Regions from separate parts of the Mus musculus genome. Here region 1 is linked to region 2. Evidence: chromatin loops called from intact Hi-C (ENCODE). Cell type or tissue: heart. All regions are shown on one strand. Links, peaks and the distances in the headings refer to the core of each region. The heading gives the core; the rest is flanking DNA. Region 1 overlaps 2410004B18Rik (RIKEN cDNA 2410004B18 gene). Region 2 overlaps Syde2 (synapse defective 1, Rho GTPase, homolog 2 (C. elegans)).

The links. Peaks named below come from ENCODE experiments on the same cell type or tissue, not always from the same donor. Only the 100,000 strongest peaks of a DNase experiment are listed, where the experiment ranks them.
Region 1: a loop joins it to region 2, with 2.4 times the contacts of the local background. A loop is called at or near these places in 3 of 42 quality-filtered maps.

Annotation. Positions count from the first base shown.
Region 1 is chr3:145,944,669-145,956,475 of GRCm38, forward strand. 2410004B18Rik (RIKEN cDNA 2410004B18 gene) reads left to right here. Exons shown (of 3, transcript NM_025555.5): 3 at 1-161. Among named protein-coding and RNA genes, the nearest start is that of 2410004B18Rik, 13 kb to the left of the region's middle. In heart, for the core only: a CTCF peak has its summit at 5,510; DNase peaks (open chromatin) are centred at 5,593, 6,883 and 7,313; H3K4me3 peaks cover 784 bases; H3K27ac peaks cover 3,603 bases.
Region 2 is chr3:146,004,323-146,016,129 of GRCm38, forward strand. It overlaps Syde2 (synapse defective 1, Rho GTPase, homolog 2 (C. elegans)), which reads left to right. Exons shown (of 7, transcript NM_001166064.1): 4 at 2,694-2,820; 5 at 9,936-10,117; 6 at 11,274-11,505. Gm40166 (a long non-coding RNA gene) reads right to left here. Exons shown (of 3, transcript XR_867698.2): 2 at 4,547-4,684; 3 at 1-398. Among named protein-coding and RNA genes, the nearest start is that of Gm40166, 20 kb to the right of the region's middle. In heart, for the core only: a CTCF peak has its summit at 8,010; a DNase peak (open chromatin) is centred at 6,119; H3K27ac peaks cover 665 bases.

The sequences.
Region 1 (11,807 bases), core at 2,330-10,329, 60 kb before region 2:
GTGAGTATAAGTATTCATTTCTTCATTAGGTAGACTGAAGATGAGGCTCCTCTGTGAAAGATGAGCAAATTCAGAAAAGAACATAAGGTAACCAGTTAAATTTGAGTCTGTCTGAGTATATGTGATATAAGAGACACATTAAAAACCATCTGAAATTCTAATTTAACTTAGCATCTTGTTTATTTGGGGGTCTGGGGTGAAGCCTAAAACCATGTCCATGCTAGGCGAAAGCCATACTAAACTATACATCTGTCCTCTGGCACCTAGGGCTTTCCTCTATCCGTCCCTATGTTAATGCTTTGAATATAGCAAGCAAAGCAAAATGAACCTCCTTTTACTCTGGGACCTCTATTCTTTCTGGTCTCTTCAGCTTTGCTGAGGCCGGCACACACTGTCCTCTTACTCTTCTCACCATGCAGACACGCTGCTGGTATGGGGGATGCTTTCCAGGTCCCCACACAGTGTGTCAAAGCCACGCCATCTCCCTTCTCTCATCTCTGCCCCAGCTGGGCCATCTCTTAAGTCTGGACACAGTTCTCACACAGCTCTTTTTTTTGTTTGTTTTTTAAGACAGGGTTTCTCTGTATAGCCCTGGCTGTCCTGGAACTCACTTTGTAGACCAGGCTACAACTCAGAAATCCGCCTGCCTCTGCCTCCCAAGTGCTGGGATTAAAGGCATGTGCCCCCACAACGAGCAACATTTAAAAGTTTTAAAGATTTCAAAATAAAAGGTAAAAATACATTTACTCAAGGGAGACTCAGGCATTGTCGATCCAGGGCCAATAAAAACACCGAGGAATGAATGCCAGCAGTCTCCTGTAATTAGTTTCTTCGTGTGTATTTGGTTCAAAGAATGTCTTACCCTTGGGTATGCAGAATGCATACATCTAGAGAATTAACATCCAAAATTGACCTCTAAAGTACCAGAAACATGATTCAGATGGACCAGACAAATGTCTTAGGGAAATTAATATACATTTCAATCTCAGACTTAACGTTTTAAAGATCTTTAAAGCCACCCAAGTGTTAGTGGCATGTGTGTACCTTTTTTTTTTTAACATTTATTTTATGTATGTGAGTCCACTGTCGCTCTCTTCAGACACACCAGAAGAGGGCATCAGGTCCCATTACAGATGGGTGTGAGCCACCATGCGGTTGCTGGGAACTGGACTCAGGGACCTCTAACCACTGAGCTGTCTCTCCACCCACTGTGTGCACCTTTAATCCCAGAGGCAGGCTGATCTCTGAGTTTGAGGGCCAACCTGGTCTACAAAGCAAGTTCCAGGACAGCCAGGGCCACATACACATTTCCATATCTCTTGGAAAATAGATAAAGAAAATGAAAGATCTTTAGAGTCTTAAAGTAAAGCAGCAAGTGTAAGCCTGTATCCTTCATACAAAACTAGGTTTCAAGGGCTAGGGGTGTGGCTCACTAGGGGCGTGGCTCAGTGGTGCTTGTTTGCTGTGTGCAAGGTCTACAGGGACCTGGGTTCAACCCCTACCACAGACAGATAATGTAGGCATGTAGTGTATGTCTGTCTGTCTGTACGTGTGTGTGTGTGTGTGTGTGTGTGTGTGTGTGTGTGTGTGTGTGTGTGGTGTGTGTGTGCACTTGCGCATGTGCATTCAGCATTTCACTTGTTTGCTTGAGGCAATGATGGGTATCAAACCCAGGGATGCACATTTATGTGCAAGGAGCTATGCCACCCAGCCCTCACTGTGTCTCGAAAAGTCTCCAGGTAGCCACAACCTTTCCTTGAAAGCTGTTCGGTTTCCTCTTTCATTTCTAATTATGGCTTGTGTTTTAAAATCATAGCACCTAGACACCAGCACCCACGGGACGTATGAGAGCAGCCTTCCCACAACTGATGCTGTCTCTGGTGTGAGCATTGCTTTGCTTTTTTAGGCTCATGAAATGACAGGCTTAGAAGCCAGACTTGGAATGCCACTTCCTGCAGGTCTGTAGTGCTCTGCTCCACGGGGTCTGGAACTCCCTCTTTGCCTGTTTACCATTTCCTGAAAAAGGGAAAGGAACAGAGGAGTTGATGCCATGTGTACCATTGAAGAAAGAGAGCTATTCTCCTGGCCCAATTACCTCCCTCTACTCCTAAAGGAGACTCCCATCCTAGCAACCCGCTGTGGCAAGCCTTGCAGTTTTGGATTCCTGTTTTAAATTTAGAACTCCACTCCACAGGAAAGTGCCATGGGATAACTAAACAATCACTTCCAAGTGAGGAAGTGACTGGCAGCAAAGGACAAGCAAGCCGATGTGGGAGTAACTCTAGGGTGTCAGTACTTGGGAAATTTTAAACCCCTGGTTGCTTTTTTCCTATTTTTCACTTTCAAGATACAAACACACACACACACACACACACACACACACACACACCACACACACACACTCACACACACACAGACACACACACAGAGACACACAGACACACACACACAGACACACACAGACACACACACAGAGAGAGACACAGACACACACACACACCCCTGTGCCCTGTGGCTTTCTTACTACCCACAGGAAGTTCCCATCATTCCTCATCACGTTTAGCCTTGAGGCCTAACACTAACAAGAATGAAGTGGTCCAAGCCGGGGCGGTGGTGGCACACACCTTCAATCCCAGCACTCTGAAGTCAGAGGCAGGTGGATCTCTGAGTTCAAGGACAGCCTGGTCTACAGAGTGAGTTCCAGGACAGCCAGGGCTACACAGAGAAACCCTGTCTTGAAAAACTGAAAGAAAAAGAAAAGAAAAGAAAAGAAAAGAAAAGAAAAGAAAAGAAAAGAAAAGAAAAGAAATGTGGCCCAAGAGCCCTGCCATAGAATTTCTTCCATACATCTGGAGCCTGCATGTCAAGTTTGTAAGACAGCTCACCCTACCCTCTCCTTCCTCCTCCTGATTGCTTTTATCCCTCCTCCCCTTCTCCTCCAGCTCCTCCTCTCTGCATACTTCTCTCACTCCTCCCTCCTTCCCACTCCTCCCTCTTCCTCCTCATCCTTCAATTCAGCTTAATTACTTGAGTTCCCCGAAGCTCCCTGCCCTGCTGTCCCTCCATTAACAAACTAATTAGTGCAATTATCTGTGCCGTCTGAGGCTACAGATCAGTTGAAGCCTGTCATTGAGGTTAACAAATGAGAGGGTTAATTTTTCCTGAATGCTCCATAGTTGGGAAAGAAAATAATAAGCCCTTGTATTTGTGCTTTTGCGTTTTCAAGCTCCCTTCCCGTGCCTGGCTGCCACCCAGAAGAGGGGCTTACTGTGGGTTTCCAGGCTGTCTGAACCCCAAAGATAAGTGGCTGAACTCTGAACTACAGCTTGGAGTTCACTACTACACACCAACGGGCTCCCAGACTAGCTGCTTCAGGATGGGAAAGGATTTTGGTGTGTTTGAAAATAGATTTCAGGGCTGGAGAGATGGCTGAGAGGTTAAGAACACTGATTGTTTCCCAGAGGTCCTGAGTTCAAGTCCCAGCAACCACATGGTGGCTCTCAACCATCTGTAATGGGATCGGATGCCCTCTTCTGATCTGTCTGAAGATAGTGATGGTGTACACACAGCATAAAATCAATAAATCTTTAAAAAGAGAGAAAGAAATAGATTTCCAGGTCCTCTGGAGCCAACCAGAGATGCTAACTTAAATAATTCCGTGGTAAATGGCTTTTTCTAGATAAACTGTATTTTTGTGTATTTTAAACTGTCTTAGAGGGTGCTGAATTCGCCCAGTGGGTTCTGGCTGGTTATAAGCTACCTGGCTTTTCTGCTCTTTTTCCACTTATGTTTGCACTGTAACCCTAGAAAGGCGATCTCGTGCCACCCTGGCCAGGGAGCTAAGGCCCAGCTCCTCACTTCATCTGCTTGCCCTGGGAGTTGATTTCAGAGCATACAAGCTGGCACTGAAGAGAGTGGCTTATGGAGCATTCAGATTTTCTTGTTATTTTCAGGATTTCAACTCATTTTCCAATGGGAATTGTGGGAATTTGGTGAGTAGTGAGAGAGAATGTGTATCAGTGGTCTCACAGAAATGTCTCAAGCTAGGGAAACAGCCTGTGTGCCACAGAAGCACACACACAAAGTCTACATGCTTGTGTTTGGGGTTTGCTGTTATTGTTTTCCTACAAATATATTTAGTCTTTTCAAAAACCAGAACATTTACACCCAAAATACACCTTATTATTCCTAAGTCCAGTTGCTTCAATTAATTCTCATTATATCAATGTTAGATATAACATTGTAATATTAATAGTCACAAAAGTTTTCCTGATAATGAAAAATGATAATTGATCACTGTAGATGTTCTAAAAATAGACACAGGACCCTGTTTCGAAAAACCAAAAAAGAAAAGAAAAGAAAAGAAACAGGAAGCAACTATAGGCAGAAAATCTACTATTCTCTTAATTTTCTACATATATCAGGTACATAGATATGCTAGACAAGATCAATATTCTTTTATTTAACATTTAACCTTTTCAGTCCTGCAAGGATTTTTCAAAAATCTATTTTTGGGGTGCTAGAGAGATGGCTCAGCCGTTAAGAGCACTTGCTGCTCTTGCAGACGGCCTAGGTTCTGGTCCCACCACCAATATTGAATGGCTCACAACCATCTGTTCCAGGGACTCTAGCACCTTCTCTGGACTTTGAGGGCACCTGCATGATTATGGTGCACATATATAGATTAGGGCACGTATGCGCACACACATGCATGTACACACACACAAAATGGTTTTAAAACTATTTACAAGTATTCAAGTTCATTGTATCATAATTTATCATTTAGTTACCAGACAATAAAGCTTCTCAAAAAAATTTACCACAATAAATAACACTATAGTGGGCATTTTAAGTCTTTGGTAAGAGTGTTGATCATGAATTTGCCTTTTTTAAGTTTTCAACATGAAATCATAAACGCTTAGAGTTCTTTGATTGGCTTGAATTTGTGCTCCTAACTTCTTCTCCTGTTGGGGGTTGGCGGGACCTCGAGCTTAGTCTCATGGAGCTCAGGTAGTCTTCTAAGTACCTGGTGGAGGATGACCTTAAACTCCTGATCCCCCTGCCTCCACCTCTTCCATTTGAGGGTTATATGAGCCACTATGCCCAGCTTCAGCTAACTTCGTGAGGCTACATTTGAATAACCGCTTTCAATGTTTCTGTGCACCTTGAAATTCTAAATGTTAAGCTTCCTACCACAAACTACCTCTTTGTACCAAGAACGTGGCGTTTCTTCTAGGCCCTCTTTTAGCTCTTCCCAAAAACCATGCTCCTGTTTTTAGACCGCTTCAAAAGCGGCCCTCGTCTGTGCTTCCGTTGAGAACCTGGTCGTTTTGCTTTCGGCAATAGAAATCGATGACTGAAATGGAGGAAAGACAAATTTGGAGTGAAAAGAACACTCCAGAAGAAAAAAAAAAAAAAAAAAAAAAAGCAAGTAAACCGGCCCCTCCCCTCCACTCCCGCAACTTTTATTTTACTAAAACAGGGTGGCAATTAGCAGAGACAAACCTTAGGTGGAGCTAGAGGCTGCTAAAAAACTGGCAACTGCCTGGAGCGCTAGAGCATCCCTTAGATCCGGGTTTTCCTTGCTGCTGGAGGCAGCCTGAGCTACCCCGAGAAGAGAGTACAGGCACTTCTCCCCGCTCCTACAGAAGGATGCCACCTGCTCATCCCGGTTTGAAGGGCTGAGGAAATCTCTCAGCCCCAGCTCCTGATAGAGTCTGTCTGAGGGTTAAAAAGCAGTGCCCAAGAGAGGATCTCTCAGGAGGAGTAACAGGACCCAGTCTCCCTCCTAGCCAGGGAATCACATTTCAGTCGCCTCCGAGCTGGCCGCATCTGTCACACCTGCCTAATTGGCTTATGACATCTGCAGAGCGCAGGAGAGCCTTGCATTTCATATGGGAAGCAGCTGGGGCACTGTGAGTCTGAGGCCAGCTTGAGCTAGAGGGCAGGTTCCAGGCCAGCATGCGCAACAGAGTGAAACTGTCTCTAGAAAACACAAAAATCCTACAACACTCTTGAAGGCAGGAAACAGCAAAAGTCACCATCCTGTCAGAGATAAAACCCGCACGAGTCTTCCTCCTGACCCCTCCCCCAACCCCCATGATGCTTTCTTCTTCACCCGCCCCTTGCCTTATCTTTGAAACATTTTCTTATGAATGAAATTCTCCCAGTTACTGAAGTCGCGATAAAAGCCCCTCCTTAATTGCCCCGACCGGAATGGAAACAGCAGTGTGTTTGTAATGGCTTCCCTGCCATTACAGTGTTATCATGTTGGTTTACAGGACAGCAGTGTATACTTAAAAATCACAATTATTACAATATAAAAGTAGGTGAAATAGGTTTAAATTTGCTCTTTTATTAATACAGGGACTCAATGTGTAGCTCATCACGGCCTCAAACTTCCTTTGTAGCACAGGTTGACCTCAAACTAGGAATTCTCCTGCCTCAGCCTCTCAATGCTTAGTAAGCATCCTAGCTCAGTGCTGGGATTACAGCCACTGCATGTGGCTTAGGAAAATATTTTCCTGACTGTTTGGCTAAATAGAAAATCCAACCTACCTGAGACCCTCAGCCTCAGCCTCAGCACCCCCTTCAGCCCTGAACCCCCTCGGCTTGTTTAACTCTTCCAGGCCGGGAACATGGCTCCCTTTTCAGCACCCTTTAACCACACAATCATGAAGTGCTCATTCACTGACAAGCCCTCTGGGTTTCTCTTCTCCTCAGTTCACTTAAGATAAAAGAAGTTGCAGAGAGAGAGGAGACAGCAGTCTGTCCTCTGACTGTACGTTAAATGTCCCCAAGGGCTCACATGTTGAAAGGCTCAGTCACCAGCCTGTGTCATTACCAGGAAGTGGTGGTGCCTTTAGAAGGCAGGACCTTGTGGAAGGAAATGATGTCACAGGCATTCGTCCTGAAGGGACCCCCCCCCCCCGGGGGTCCAGATCCTTCCTCTCTTTTGCTTCCCAGCCACCGTGAGTTAATGACTTTGCCCCGCCGTGTACTTAGCACCATGATGTTCTACTTCACCACAAGCCCAGAGGACAGGGCCAAGTGACCACCAGCTGAAAACCCTGGACCATGAGCTAAAATGTGCTTTTCTATAAGCCAGCTGCCTCCAGTCTTCTGTCACAGCGATGGAGTCATCTTTACGTTTTCGACTGATTAAGTCCCCTACTCTCAACCCCTCTCTCCTACCACAAAGCGATGCACTGTCTCCTTTTTGTCCTTCCTCCTCCTGTTTTCCCTAAGGTTTCAAAGCCAGAGCCTAGATCCGCCCCCTTCAGTGTCCTCCCCTTTCTGGCTGACTAGAGTGTGGATGTGCTAACCTCCTTTTGGTGACAAGCCCAGGAAAGTGATTCAGAGACACGCTGAGAGATGACTGAGTCCCCGAGAGGGACTGAAGTCCCTGAGTGATGACTATGAAAAGCCAATCAGCCCTGAAAACACGGACTGTTCATTCGCATTAAACTGAGGCTATGGGCTGGGTGTGGTGGCGCACGCCAGGACAGCCAGGGCTACACAGAAAAACCCTGTCTCGAAAACAAACAAACAAAAAAAATGAGGATATGGAGGTGGGGGAGGGGGGATCTTCAATTACTGTAGAGCTTCACTAGGCTTTGGATCCTAGCTTGTTTATTGTATAAAGTGAGGACTTGACCTCGCCAAGGTATGGTTAAGGGGAAGGTTGGTTTTTTTTTTTTTGGTTTGGTTGGTTGGTTTGTTTGTTTTGTTTTGCTTTGCTTTGTTTTGTTGGTTATTTGAGACAGAGTTTCTCTGTGTAGCCCTGGCTGTCCTGGAAGTCACTTTGTAGACCAGGCTGGCCTCGAACTCAGAAATCTGCCTGCCTCTGCCTCCTGAGGGCTGGGATTAAAGGCGTGTGCCATGCCCAGCCCAAGGGGAAGGTTTTTATTGTAGGTATGAGAGAGAGTACAGCCAGAGGCATCTGGAAGAGTCCAGAGTGGGAGAAAATGTCGCACACTGAGTAAGACCAGCAGACTGGATGGACCATGGGCGGTGGGGAGGGGAGTGAGAGAGGGGCAAGAGAGAGGGGCCCAAGAGAAGACAAGAGAGAGAACCAGGAGAGCACAAAGCCAAAATGCCAAGGTTATGTGGGAATGAGCAGCTGGGGGAGGGAAGCCCACAAGCTGGAGACATTTAACAGGGGCCAGGATAAGAAGAGCTGGGAAGACACACAGCTACTTGCTCTACCGAGAGAGTCTAGAGGCCAGCATATGCTTTGACGCCATTTGTCATTCCTGGCAGTGATAAGAAAATGACTCCTTTGGTAGAGGGGAACAGAACAGGGCTCCAGAATTAGGGGCAGTGGATTTTCCTTTGACACTTAGAGAGCATGTCACAGCTACTCTGTGATATCACTCTTGGGGTCTATCCTGTCCCTGGCTAACAGCTAAAGGCTTACGCTCTCCCCGGCCTCGTTTTCTTATCTCTAAATGTTAGACAACCCCAGGAACTATTTTACAACTGGGAGATAGTTCAGGCAAAAGTCCTTTTGTTCCCGCTCTTTCTTTGCCTTCCGTGTGGGTTTAGAAGTACTTAACTGATAAAAGAGTCCCAACGGTTCCTTTATCAGTGTTGGTACTGTGGTTTGACCTTTGTCATGCGTATAAACCTCAACTGTAAGACTCTTTAAATGGACAACATTGATGGAAATTTTTATTATATGCCTTAAACCATCAACGAATTAATGAACAAAAGCCAGGTGTATTCTTGCATGCCTCTAATCCCAGTGTTTTGGAGATGGGGGTAAGGAGATGGGGACTTCAAGGTTGTCTTTCTTAAACTAGCTTAGCCAGTTCAAAGCCAATCTCTGATTCAAAAGTCAAATAAACAAAAATCTAAAACTTACTGTATAATATACATCACCACGAACTGGATGTGCTGTGCTGTGTTAGCTGAGTGGATAAGGTGGAGCCCGTGATTCTTTGCCCATGTCTGGTACTCCTCTCTGATTGGAAGGTAGACAAGTCCCAGCTCTTTTGAAGGCAATCCAGGCCTCATGACTGGCCTCAAGGGCAGTCAGTTAAAAACCATCTGACAGCTGGATGGGAAGTCTCCCTGGTCTCTTCCCCTAAAGCCAGTGCAAGATCTGTTGAGCTGGGTCCTGAAGAGGCTCTGTGGAACACGTTGGCTATGTGGAGTGAGATATAAACCTTTGTTATGTTAGCAGCATTGGTTATGCAGGTATATTCCTTGTCTTTCTCCAACACAGGATGTCATTAGAGTATTTAAGTCTAAAAGTTGCACTGAAAGACCCAGGAGCTAACTATCTGTCACAGTGGGCTGTCTATCACAGTTGACTGTCTATCACATGGTTGTCTGCCATAGTGGACTGTCTATCAGAGTTGACTGTCTATCACAGTGGGCCGTCTATCACAGTGGGCTGTCTATCACAGTTGACTGTCTATCACAATGGGTTGTCTATCATAGTGGACTGTCTATCACAGTGGGCTGTCTATCACAATGGGTTGTCTGCCATAGTGGACGGTCTATCAGAATTGACTGTCTATCACAATGGGTTGTCTGCCATAGTGGACTATCAGAGTTGACTGTCTATCACAATGAGCTGTCTATCACAGTGGGCTGTCTATCACAATGGGCTGTCTATCACAGTGGGCTGTCTATCACAATGGGCTGTCTATCACAGTGGGCTGTTTATCACAGTTGACTGTTTATCACAATGGGTTGTCTGTCATAGTAGGCTGTCTATCACAATTGGCTGTCTATCACAGTGGGCTGTCTATCACAATGGGTTGTCTGCCATAGTGGACTATCAGAGTTGACTGTCTATCACAATGGGCTGTCTATCACAGTGGGCTGTCTATCACAATGGGCTGTCTATCACAGTGGGCTGTTTATCACAGTTGACTGTTTATCACAATGGGTTGTCTGTCATAGTAGGCTGTCTATCACAATTGGCTGTCTATCACAGTGGGCTGTCTATAATATTGGGCTATCTATCACAGTTGACTGTCTATCACAGTGGGCTGTCTATCACATTGGGCTGTCTATCACAGTGGGCTGTCTGTCACAATGGGCTGTCTATCACATTGGGCTGTCTATCACAGTGGGCTGTCTGTCACAATGGGTTGTCTATCACAGTGGGCTATCTATCACAATTGGCTGTCTTTCACAGTGGGCTATCTATCACAATGGGTTGTCTATCACAGTGTGCTGTCTATCACAGTGAGCTGTCTATCACATTGGGCTGTCTATCACAGTGGTCTGTCTATCTTAATGGGCTTTTTATCACGATGAGCACTTTCTAGAATTTTCCATGACACTCTCACTTTTGTTTTTGTTTTTGTTGTTTTGACATAGGATGTTAGTATTTCAAACTGGAAATCCCCCTGCCTCAGCCTACCAAGAGCTACCACCATATTGAGCTCCATGACTGAAATCAGGCCACTAATGCTAACATTCTTTTGAGATTTAGAACATATCAAATGTTTCCTAAGAGCTTCCTATGTATACATGCATCTAGTCCTGCATTTAAAATTATTTTAATTGGAAGGCCAGTGGGCAGAGCTGACTCCCAGACCTGAGTTACCTCATACTCAAAGCAAAACCCAACAGAAATAGCAAAAATAAATGTAACCGACAGCTACAACAAACACCTAACAGCTTCCCACTTTAACTGACCAAGTGTGTTTTCTCTGTCTTACTTCCTTGAACACCTTAAGAAACTTGAAACAAGCTCTCCCACACTGCCCTGCAGTGTGGTTACTCAAGGCTTGTGACTGATGACTTCTGATCAGATCATCCTTGAATGCTCAGTCTTTAAGAGTGGAATGTGCCCAATCTAAGTACATGTATATTCAAAAAATATATTCAATACTTTTTATAACCCCTGAGCAAGGAAGCTGAGAGCCAGAGACAACAAGGAGCTAACACAGAGAAAGCAGTGAAGCCAAGATGTGTCCTTAGGCTACCACACACAAGCTTCAGAGTTACAGTGCTCCTACACAAGGAATATGCACTTAGAATTCATTTCAGCACACCCTGTACGTGGTAGCGTACACCTTTAATCCCAGCACTCAGGATTAGAAAAGTGCAATGTCTTTTTTTTTTTTTTATTTCGAAAATAGATGCTATAGGGACTGAAGAGATGGCTCAGTAATTAAGAGCACTGACTGCTCTTCCAGAGGTCCTGAGTTCAATTCCCAGCAACCACATGGTGGCTCACAACCATTGGTGATGGTATTTGATTCCCTCTCCTGGTGTGCCTGAAGACAGTAACGGTGTATTTACATATATTAAATAAATAAATAAATAAATAAAGTTAAGAAAAGAAAAAGAAAGTAACTACTGATAAACAGAAAAGGGAAAAGCATTCATTCTTATCAGCAAAACAATTATCAGTTATTTTTATAGAACATATTTAACAGGAAAGATTAGATACGTATACTAAGAAAACGAGGGCCAGCAAGACGGCTCAGTGTGTAAGGACACTTTTGTCCAGCCGGATGACCTTACCTCAGACACCAGAACCTACATGGTAGAAAGAGGGAACCAACTCTGATCTCTATGTGTACACTATGGCATGTGTGCACACATATAGACGCACACACACACAAAATAAATAAATAGTTTCGAAAATGTGAAACGTAAAATATGTCTAGAAATTATAGGGGTTTTTTAATGATAAGATTGTTCTAAAGTGAAGAATATAACGTGTTTTAGGTAGAAGAACTTAAATATTACAAAAGTTAATAACTTTTTAAAATTAATTTTATTTTACTTTTTGAGCCAGTGTCTCGTATAACACAAAATATCTTTGGACTTGTTTT
Region 2 (11,807 bases), core at 2,396-10,395:
TGCACCACCATACACTGTGAGAATTGTATTTTGGGGAGCTAGAGAGAGGGCTAAGAGTTCTTGCTACTCTACCAGAAGACCCAAGTTCTATTCCCAGCACCCATCTCTGCCTGTCACTCCAGCTCCAGGGGAGCCAGCCCTTCTGAACCTGCACTCATGTACACACACACACACACACACACACACACACACAGAGTTAAAATAAGTCTCTGAGGGCTAGAGAGGCGGTTTAGCAGCTAAGAGGACGAGCTGCTCTTGCCGAGAACTTGGACTTGATTCACAGTAACCGCACGGTGGCTCACCAGTGTCTGTAATTCCAGGGTACCTAACCCTCTTCTGGCTTCATGGGCACCAGGCAGGCACACAGTGCATAGACTTATGTGCAGGCTAATGTCTTTCTGTGTAATAAAGTAACAAAAAAATCATTTTAGAAAGTTGTGTATGGTTAAGGAAGTATTTGTTTCGAGTCTTTCCACTCTCCCCACCGATACACACGTGGAGAGAACCACATGAAAGGGGCTTCTTTCTCATACCTGCGCCATGCAGGCCACCGCACGTGACCACCGCACGTGACCACCACTAACGTTTTGTTGACCTTTTGTCTTGTTTTTTGTTTTTTTTTTCTACTGTGAAACTGTTTGAGATTCATACAAAGAGAGGGTGTGGCAGTGACATAGACTTTCTGTGATGCTGTCAATGCTGTTGTTGCCTTTGTTCTTCTGATGGGAAAGGAAGGTCATTGCAGAGATCACACTCTTGGCCTGACCACTATAGCTCAAGTGTGTTCGCAACTTAGGACATCAGCCTCTGAATTGAGGGCTACATCCTAAGCTTCCTTTCTTTGATATGCACAGTAGATTTTTGCCTCTGTATCTTTTTTTTGTTTGTTTGTTTTGTTTTGTTTTTTGAGACCGGTTTCTCTGTATAGCCCTGGCTGTCTTGGAACTCACTTTGTAGACCAGGCTGGCCTCGAACTCAGAAATCCGCCTGCCTCTGCCTCCCGAGTGCTGGGATTAAAGGCGCGTGCCACCACACATCTTTTTAAAATTTGTGTTTGTGATTTGAGTCTTTGGGGATCAAATTGTTTGATCAACTTAGTGTTTACTGTCTTAAATAGTGCTGTAATCTGTCACAGGTCTTCAAGTTCAAAGGTATATGTACTTTCTTAGCATAAGACTTAAATGGCCCTAAACAAAAAGGGCTATCATAAAATTGGTTTCTTTCACTGTGGAAGCATTTTCCTTGACCCCATTTAATATCTGGGCTTTATTTTCTTTGTCGTGTGTGTGTGTGTGTGTGTGTGTGTGTGTGTGTGTGTGTAGCACAGCCTAAAATATCAAACTTTCGTACTCTGTGGGTTTCTCTTGGTAAAGGGATTCTATTTGCTAGGTTGGACCCTGACAGAGAACCGGCTCCTCTAGGTTTTATATCTGACAGCCGTCTGGATTTTCTTTTGAAATTATTTTATTTTATGTGCGTGGGTGTTTGCCTCCATGCAGGTCTATGTACTGTGTGTGTCCAGCTGCCTGGGTTCACAGCGTGCATTTATTGAGATGGTGTGTTAGCCCTCACTTGCTGTTCTCAGTATGAATGGCTCAGGACTACAGTCACGACTTTGGAAATGAGAATTGTCTTTCTAGCACGTTCCTGGGTTTTCCTTATGTGTCGCTGACCTTCTTGCCGATAGGAGCATTGTGCGTGGATATTCTTTGAAGCAGATTCAGGTTTCTGACCGTGTTTTGGGTGTACAGAAAGTCATCTCTGGGAACTTTGGAGACCATTTGCCCGTGTGACTGTTGCCGCGGTCCTGTATCAGACCGGCCTCTCTGCTCTTGTAGTTCAGTGATTGGGGGAGAGGCAGTCGTGAGTAAACCCGGACATTTCAGTGGTCTTCCTCATTTTCTATATCTCTTAAAATTATATAGAGATTCCTAATTCAAGTTTTGGAGGGTTGTTCGTGCCTTGTTATTATTATTGTACATGTTTTATTGTGAAACAATTTTTTGTAATTATTTCTTCAACTCAAGGTGACCGCTTCCTTAAACATCCTTTTGATTTGAAAGTGTAGATGACAACCCTATTCTCTGTAAATTTATTTCTTTCCCTCCCTCCCTCCCTCCTATCTGAAATCACTCTCATGTAGTCCAGGCTGGCTTTGAATTTGCTATGCAGCTCAGGATGATCTTAAATTCCTGACCCTCCCACTTCCACCTCCCAAGAGCTGGGCCTACAGACGTGCGTGCGGCCACACTGGGTGTTATGCTCTGCTATATCCAGGACATCATTCTGTTTTCTGGGTACATCCCCAGGTTGACCTCATCTCCCTGGCTGTGTGTTGAAATTAGGAAAACTCAATAATTAGAAGTGCTCTCAAGTATGCTCATTACCTTACAAGTCTGCTCATTGTAGGTTCGGAGTGAGCACTATATATGTAACTCTGTATAAATTTTACAGTAGACTTTATTTTACCTTTTTAATTTTACTTATTTTATTTCCTGTTTGTTTATTTGTTTTAAAATTTAAAATAGGCTTTATTTTCTTCTGTCACAATCTCATCAATTAATTAGAGATTTCAGAAGCTGCATTTGAGGTGTTAGGATGACAGCAGGGTATTTTTGATTGTCAGGTTCATGGGATTTATATCATGCCATCATATTCATTATCGTCTCTGTAACGCGGCATTTTGTTTCTAGGTTGTAGGCCTGTATCGATTGTGTGGTTCAGCGGCGGTGAAGAAAGAGCTTCGAGAGGCTTTTGAGAAGGACAGCAAGACTGTTGGTCTGTGTGAAAACCAGTACCCAGATATAAATGTAATAACAGGTAAAAACATGGGCATTATTTTGTGTTCTGTAGGATATTATTCTATAGGAAAGAATGTGGAAATAAGTGTTTATAACCTACGTTTGATTTGCTTTTGTTCTGAAGTCTTGCTTTCCTTCATAAACTGACTGTTTATTCTCTGAGGGGAGGAACTAAGATGCAGATCTGTTACTAAGCAGCCAACAGCAGACCTGTGTCTTCAGGAGAGAAGCAGCCGCAGGAGGCAGCCTGACTGGCAGACGAGTGACTGATTAAAAAACTTAGACTTACTCGGCAGAGGATCCATTAAAGTGTTTTGAGTAGCAGACTGCAGTCATTCAAGGCTATTTTGAGGGATGTTAATCAGGCAACTGTACTTGATGGACTTCAGAGACGAGAGGGAGAAAGTACACCCTGGAGATCTCGGGTGAGGGGGACCTGAGGGTACACACATCCAAGGGAACTTGGTTCTCTGCTGCTGAGGAAAAGCTATCGTGGGAATTGGGGCGTTCCTCTTTCCTCCCCGAGTCAAGATCTCATCAGGTAGCTCAAGCTGGCATCAGATTTGCAATCCTCCTGCCTCAGCCTCCCAAGTGTTGGGGTTATATGGGTCAGCACCACCATTCATTCCCAGCATGAAGAGACTTATTTGTCCCTGCGGCAACTGTAGCCGCACGTATAGCATTGAGAACAGTACTAGTAGCCGTGAGGCACTGGGAAAAAAAAAAGGAAGCTTGAGAGTAACTGTCATAGAGAATTCAATCTATGGATTGTCCATAAAACCGATAAAAGACAAGTACTTTGGCAATCTGTCAGCTTCGGAGGTAGCAGAGAAGGCACAACCTTGGAGAGTTATCTGAAAGAGACAAAGTCTGGGAAACTGGAGCCTGCAGAGGTTACAGACAGTGCGGTTGCACTGCAGGGTGTGTGTGTGTGTGTGTGTGTGTGTGTGTGTGTGTGTGTATGTTGGGGGAGGCGGGGCTTCTGAGAGGAGAACAGGGAAAGGCACTTGAATTAGCCTGTGGGGAGGTAATCTGCCCCGTCCAGTTCCTTACTGTCTTAGTTAGGGCTTCCCTTCTGTAAACAGACACCATGATCTTTATAAGGAGAACATTTCACTGGGGCTGGCTTACAGGTCCCGAGGTTCAGCCCACCATCGTCATGGTGGGAAGCATGACAGCGTCCTGGCAGGCATGGTGCAGACAGAGCTGAGAGTTCTACATCTTCATCTGAAAGCTGCTAGTGGAAGGCTGACTTCCAGGCAGCTAGGGTGAGAGTCTTAAGCCCACACCCACAGTGACACACCTAGTCCAACAGGGCCACACCTCCTAATAGTGCCACTCCTGGGCCAAGCATATACAAACCATCATGTTCACTTACCATTTATTGTGTCTTTTTAATTGCTACCGTTTAGAGGCCAGTGCAGAAGCAGAATACCGTGAGAGAGAGCCCACTCCATGCACCTGACTTTCACAGTCATCAGCACCTGACCGGACTTACGGTCTGCCTCTCTCTCCAGCCCATGATTTGTTATTGAGAAGCGAACCCCAGGCCGCAAACCTTTTCATCCGTAGGTACTCAGTGGCATTCCTCTGCCTCAGTGTACTCTGGCAGGTTTGCTTTCTTCGCTGAAAATGTCGTCTACCATTTCCTCTGTCTGAAAGCATTGGTGCTTATCTCTCCTAACTTGTAGTCTTATCTTACACACTATCAATTTCAGGTAAGGATTTAAGGAAAGTACACTTACCTGAAGAGAGAGTGTACAGTGACGTTTGCTTTCAGGGTTGTGGCTTTGTGAAGAGTTGAGGTTCTGGCTCAGGGTGCTGAGTGACTTAGGTAGAAGGCTTACTGTCTGTCATCTTGAATGATGTGACTTGATCTCAAGCTAAGAGAAATCAAACCAAGGTATTTTTCCATTTTTATGGTTTCTTTTCTTTTCCTATTTTTCTTTTTTTTTGTTTTTTGGTTTTTTGAGACAGGGTTTCTCTGTGTAGCCCTGGCTGTCCTGGAACTCACTCTGTAGGCCAGGCTGGCCTCGAACTCAGAAATCCGCCTGCCTCTGCCTCCCGAGTGCTGGGATTAAAGGCGTGCACCACCATGCCCGGCCCCTATTTTTCCTTTTGAGACAGGGTCTCACTACATAGTTCTGGCTGTCCTGGAGCGCACTCTATGTAGACCAACCTGGCCTCGAACTCAGAGAGACCCTCCTACCTCTGCCTCCATGTCCCACTGTACTGCCTCATAAAAATTTAACAACTTGGAAACTTAAGTTTTTGGTAAGGAGCAGCTTATTGCTTTAAAAAAGGAGAGAGAAAATACACGCTTTGCAAAATTAGCAGAGGATTCACCCTAAGACTTCATTAAAGGAAAGTTTCGTAGATACCTATTTCTAGGAAAGTATAAACAAAATGAATTTTTGTCTCAGCAAAGCCTTAGCCTGGAAGTAAAGTGATGCTGTGTGCTTGTGTCCCGGGTGGAAGCTGTGATTTGGGTCGGCTGTTGTGTTTAGGAAGAGATCCTTGGGGCTTGGACATGAACACAGGTTATGGAAGGTCTGGTTTGTGGCACTCTTTTCTGAATAGGAGTCTGAACCACAGACTCCATGGCTCTTGCCCCCGTTATTTGCACTATTCCGTTTCAGTGAAGCTAATTTTCAAAAGAATTTGGAGCCGCTTTCTTTCTTGATTAAAAAAAATATAAAAGACAATGAAATGTTTTATCTGAGAAGCAGCATTGGAATTGGGATAAATTACACACAGGGCCACCGAGCCTCAGGGGTGGGGGAGGGAGGGAGGGAGGGAGGGAGGGAGGGAGGGAGGGAGGGAGGGAGGGAGGACGCCGGACCGTGGGTTTGGGAATTGGCCAGTGACAGCTGTCTCATATTCACTCTACATGAACTCACAGTTGTGCATAAACTGTGGAAAATAAGAACTAAGTGAGTCTGAAATACGAGGAACGAACGGAGCATGCCGATGTATCCACGTGATGCCGCATGCTCAGAAGTTAATGTGCTTTTAGTTGTTTTGTCTGGAACAGAAGGCAACAGTCCAGACAAAGTGCTTTGCTTTAGAGCAGGTACAGAGTTTAATGTATGGAGTCTATCTAGTGAGATCTTTGATACCTTGTTTCCGGTTTCATTTTCCATCATTTTAAATGACTTTAGCATCCAAACCACCGGCTCAGAACACTAGACTCTTAGTTCTTTGTCATCCCAAGTGGTTTGTTTATTGAGACGGAAACTCATGAAATAGCTCGGCCTGGCCTCAGATGTACAATCCCATGTTAGCCTCCCAAGTGCTCGGATTACAAGTGAGCACGCGCATCTCTGCGCCCAGTGACCTTCACGTCACCTCTGCTGTAGTGACTCACTCCTGAGAGCTAACCTGGTTTTGTCATCCAGAATCCGTTTGCTGCTTTCCAGATCCACCTCTTCCTGTCCTTCAGGCCTTTTTTTCTCTCTTACTTTCCAGTTGCTCTTCCCCACTGAGTCTCCTTTAGCTTGTGTTTGCTTGCTGCTTTCTCCTAAGTCCTCACTGTGACCGTGTTCTTCTCCATAGTTCATTATTTCAGCCTCTTCCACTATATGTCCCACGCCGCTTTGGGAAGACCAGTGCCTGTGGTTAGCCTTACATAGCAGCTTGATTGAGGCATAATTGCCATACAGTAAAATGTATGTATGTGCATGTGCGCATCTGCACCGTGCACATGTGTGCTTGTTTGGTTCCTGCTGAGGTCAGAGGAGGGAGATGGAGTCCTGGCACTAGAGTTACAGATGCTGTGAGGTAAACTGAACCCTGGCCTCCAAGAGTGACAAGGCTTGTAACCACTGAGCCATGTCTCCAGCCCCACTGACTGACTGTGGGCTCCCATTACTGGTCCGTCAGGCTGCCTGTCTTGATGCCTGTGGCATCACACGCATGACTGAAGCTTAGCAGGAAAATTTGAAATTGGCAGGTGTAGCTTCTCCCATTTCTCTTTCCAGGACTTTTGGACTTATTTGGATTTCTTACATATAATTTTTAGGATCAGTTTGTAAGTTTTTGTGACAAAGCTAGCTGGATTTTATTCTATTTTCTATTTGGTGATAATGGTGATCAAATTAATGGCTTATGCACGCTAAGTAAACTGTCTACTTCTGAGTTATACCTCCAGCTCCTAGCTGGGATTTTGTTAGGATCTACATTGATTCTGTAATCAATTTAGGGTCTATTGTTATCTTCACAATGTTATCTTCTGATGTAGAAACATGGGATATAGTTGCTTTTTTTTTAAGACTTAGTTTTCTGAGTAAAGTTTTGCCCCTGTTTAGTTTCCCTCAAGTATTTAATTCTTTGTGGGGCTAACGTGTGTTGGGGTTGCTTTTTTCTCTTCTCTTCTCTTCTCTTCTCTTCTCTTCTCTTCTCTTCTCTTCTCTCTCTCTGTCTCTCTCTCTCTCTCTCTCCCCCCCCCCTCCCCTTTCCTCCCTCTCCCTCCCCCCACTGGTCTTCTCTCTTCTCTCCTTTCTCCCTCTCTCCTTTGTCCTCCACCCCTTATCTGCCTGTGTCTCATTAGTCTTGGTCTCCTCATGCCTCGCCCATGGGCTCCTGCCTCCTCACTTCCGGGATGGGAGCAGCGCCCTCTGCTTCTGCTTTGGCCAGGCTGTTAGTGTTTGTATCCATTTCCATTCTTCCCACTTCCCGCCTCCCTTGGTGTTGGATACAAAGGATCTTCCCGACATCTTGAAGTGGTTCCACTCCTTCCTGTTTTCTCAGGAGTCTCTGCTTTCTTCCCAGCGGACTTCCCCAAGTCCAGGTGATTACGGTCCCTCTCTTCTGGGCCTTGGAGACCTTTCTGTTGTGTTCTCTCATGCCCATTCATCTCCTGACCAGCTCTCTGACTGGCCTTTGTTCCCTGTGACTGCTTGCCAAGACAGCTGATCTTCTTTTCAGATGAGTCTTTTTTTTTTTTTTTTTTTTTTTTGTCCTTATCTCTCATTGCCTCTAAGTCATTGTCTCCTATACCTAGCTACAAAATCCCTCTGCAAGAAGAATTTGTTTATACATACAGGGGCCCTGTCAGGAGATCTCAATGCAGGGCCTGGAACAGACCGATCCCCACAGTATTTATGGCCATTCTTATCTAACCTAGTTAATATTGTGCATCATTTGGTACCTCAGGGCCTGTCTCGAAGCAGCTTTTCCTTGTCTTCCCTGGACGCATCCACGTCTTTCTCCTCATCCTAACACCACCGTTTCTCACCACATGGGGTCTTTTTTTTTTTTTTTAAGATTTATTTATTTATTATGTACAAGTCCACTGTAGCTGTCTTCAGACACACCAGAAGAGGGCATCAGATCTCATTGCAGGTGGTTGTGAGCCACCATGTGGTTGCTGAGAGCCATCTCTCCAGCCCCACATGGTGTCTTTTAGTCCCTCTTTCTTCATCACGTTTGAGAGAGCTCTTTCCTTTGGAGTTATTTCCTAGTCATCTCTGGACGCTGCTTATTGCTTCCTGAGTGTGTGTGCGTGTGTGTGTGTGTGTGCGTGCGTATGTGTGCATGTGTGCGTGTCTGTGTGTGTGTGTGTGAGAGAGAGAGAGAGAAGAGACAGTCTCTCTCCTCTCTCTCTCTCTCTCTCACACACACACACACACACACACACACACACACACACACGCATACACACACGCGTGCACACACACTTTGGAGTAGGAGCCCAGGCCCCTGTTACCAGCCCATCATGGAGTTTGCTGTGTAACAGAAGGTGACCTTCAGTTCATATCTCCAGGCTTACACCTCCTGGGCAACAGTCATCTCTCAGTTGCTCATTCTCAGGTCCAGCTTGTTGCTCATGTCTTCCTGAGCTTTCGAGATTTGTGTGGAGCAAACTGTCTCGCAAACAACCTTCTTCCTACCTGCTCAGCTGTAACCCCTCCTGGGTCCCTGATTTCAATCTATAACTGAAGACTCACTTGGATGGGGTTAGGGTTAGGGTTAGGGTTAGGGTTAGGGTAAAGCCCGAACAAAACCTGGCAAACAGTCATGTCCTACCTTCTGGATGGTAAAGCCCGAACAAAACCTGGCAAACAGTCATGTCCTACCTTCTCCAATCTTGCTCAATCACAAATGTTTTTGAAAATAAACTTATTACAGATAGTATTCTTCAGGCTTCTCTTAAGAAACTTACTATAAGCCGGGCAGTGGTGGCACACGCCTTTAATCCTAGCACTCGGGAGGCAGAGGCAGGCGGATCTCTGAGTTCGAGGCCAGCCTGGTCTACAGAGTGAGTTCTGGGACAGCCAGGGATACACAGAGAAAAACCAAAAGAAGAAAAAAAAAAAGAAACTTACTATAGATAATATTCTTCATTCTTCTCTTATATAGCGACAAGTCTGATGCTTCCTGCTCTTGACCTTTGCTTTAATTCACCCCACCCCCACCCCCCACCCCACCCCAGCACAGGGTTTCTAAGTGTGACAGCTCTGGCTCTCCTGGAACTCACTCTGTAGAGCAGGCTGACCTCAAACTCCAGAGATCCGTCTGCCTCTGACTCCTACGTATTAGGATTAATGGAGTTCTATAGCACGCCCAGAGACTGTTGTTTTGATTTGCTTGGTGTGAGGAGTGATCTTTCTCCTTTTGTATGACAGCGTGGCACCATAGACTGCTGGTCTAGTATATCTGTTTAAGATACACGTGCAGCATCAGAGGGGAGAGTCATTGATGTCCCTCTACGATTTACAACAGCTTTGGACGGATGGTTCCTTTTCTGTGTCCCTTAAAGATTTTGAAGTTCAAAATTTGGATAATTTAACGGTTTACAGGCAGTATTCGTATTCCCTCCTTTCTTAACTAATACGTGCAGGACTTTACACAGGGGGCAGGGTCCATAGGACTTAGGTATCAAGAACAGCTTTCATCACGCCGTAACAGAACTATGGAAATCATGTCTGTATTTTAGCATGCTCCAAACAAAGCTAGTTACTAAAGCAACTTACGGGAATATAAGTCGCCAGTGTTTTGCAAGAATCCCTTGTGTTCATATTATTTTTTCAGAGTGTTAAAGCTGACTGCCATAATGTTTGCATTTCTAAAGAGTTCACTGTACTTACCGGACTGTGAAGACCCATCTCTACTGTCTCTGGTCTAATTTCACAGGGGTTCTTAAGGACTACTTGAGAGAACTCCCTTCTCCCCTAATAACCAAGCAGCTGTATGAGGCTGTGTTGGATGCCATGGCGAAGAGTCCTTTGAAAATGTCGTCCAGTGGTTGTGAGAACGAGCCCAGTGACTCCAGGCTCACTGTGGACCTCCTGGATTGCCTGCCGGACGTTGAGAAGGCAAGTGTGCTTGATAGCCGTTTCTCCCGAGACCCAGCCCGTGTGTTAGCTCACATCATCACTGTCGGTTAGGACTCAGACATTTGTGGCAGGTGGCCTTTGGCTCTGCCTTTACGGCTTCTGAAACGTCTCTTAGAGATCAGTTTTATGTTTTCTGTGTGTATCGTTAGCCCAGGCATGAGTGTGCCTTCTAAGTCCTGCTTTACAGATTTATTTCATTTTATGTGGATGTTTGAGTGCCTGAGTGTTTGTATGTGCACCACATGCATGCCTGGTGCCCACAGCAGTCAGAGGAGGGCGCCAGATTTCCTGGAGCTGGAATTCCAGGCCATCTTGAGCTGCACTGCTTGATATCAGTGCTAGGAACGGACCACCTGTTCTCACCGGCCTTCTCTAGAGCAGCAAGCACTCTTATCCGCTAGGCCATTTCTCCAGCCCGTGATGAGCAGTTTTAAATTTGCATCCATTTAATATAATTTATAAAGAAATTATTTAATTTATAAATATGAATTATAATTATAAGCAAATTGTAAATGTAATTTATAAAGCTTATTTCTTAAGTTGATGATGAAATATACTTCAAAAAGAAAATCACTCTTTTTCCATAGGTGCTTAAAACAAATAATTTTTTTTCAGCTAGCTTCCTTCATCTCTTTCTGTTTTAGCTTTTAATCTTCTTTCATGCATTACATCCCTCCCAGTTCCCCTCATTCCAGTCCTCCCCGTCCCGTCCTCACGTCCCTTCTCTCCCAGGTTAGCTCCTCCTTTGTTGACCTTCTGTGCCCAGCTCGGGAATTTTTCTTTTTTAATTCTATTGTTTTTTTTTTCTCTCTTCATAATTTTGACTACTTAAAATATTTATTAGTTAACACAGGAGAAACATGTTGGCCTTCGAAATCCATCTTTTCCCAGAGGATCGCCACAGTTGTGCCTGTGCCCTACCTCAGGCTACCTAGTGTAGCAGTCCTCACTAGAAACCCGAGGATCATGGGTATTTGACATGACCTCTCCTTCACATTGCCACAGCTGCTGTTGGCACTGTAGAGAGGGAGGAGAAAGCTGGTGGGAGGCCCGTTGGAATTTAGAGTATATTACTAAGTATTTTATATAGACATCTAAGCACTTACTGGGTTAAATTGTGTTTGGACATACTTAGGCAACCCTGAAGATGTTGTTGGATCATCTGAAACTGGTGGCCTCCTACCACGAAGTGAATAAGATGACCTGCCAGAATTTGGCTGTGTGCTTTGGACCAGTGTTGCTTAACCAGAGGCAAGAGGCTTCAACCCACAACAACAGAGTCTTCACCGATTCTGAAGAGCTTGCCAGTGCTTTGGATTTTAAAAAACACATCGAGGTTCTTCATTACTTGCTCCAGCTCTGGCCAGGTAGAGGATTCTCTGGAGTACATTTCTTTAACAGCAATGGGATGTCTGGATTAGCTAATGATTAAAATGTCCAGATATGGTTGGGAAAACAAATCTAGATTTTTTTTTTTTGCTTTTTCTGTACTAAGGAATTGAGACCTGCTCTGTATTGTTTGCTATTTATATTTTGTGTTTGCTCATAACATTGTAGACATTTGAGCCATCGTATATATTTTGGGCTTAGTAAAAGCTGGCTCAGATTGCTGGTTGTGCCACTTAGGGCACTCTGACTTTGGGAAACTCTTTATAACCGTAGACGTAAC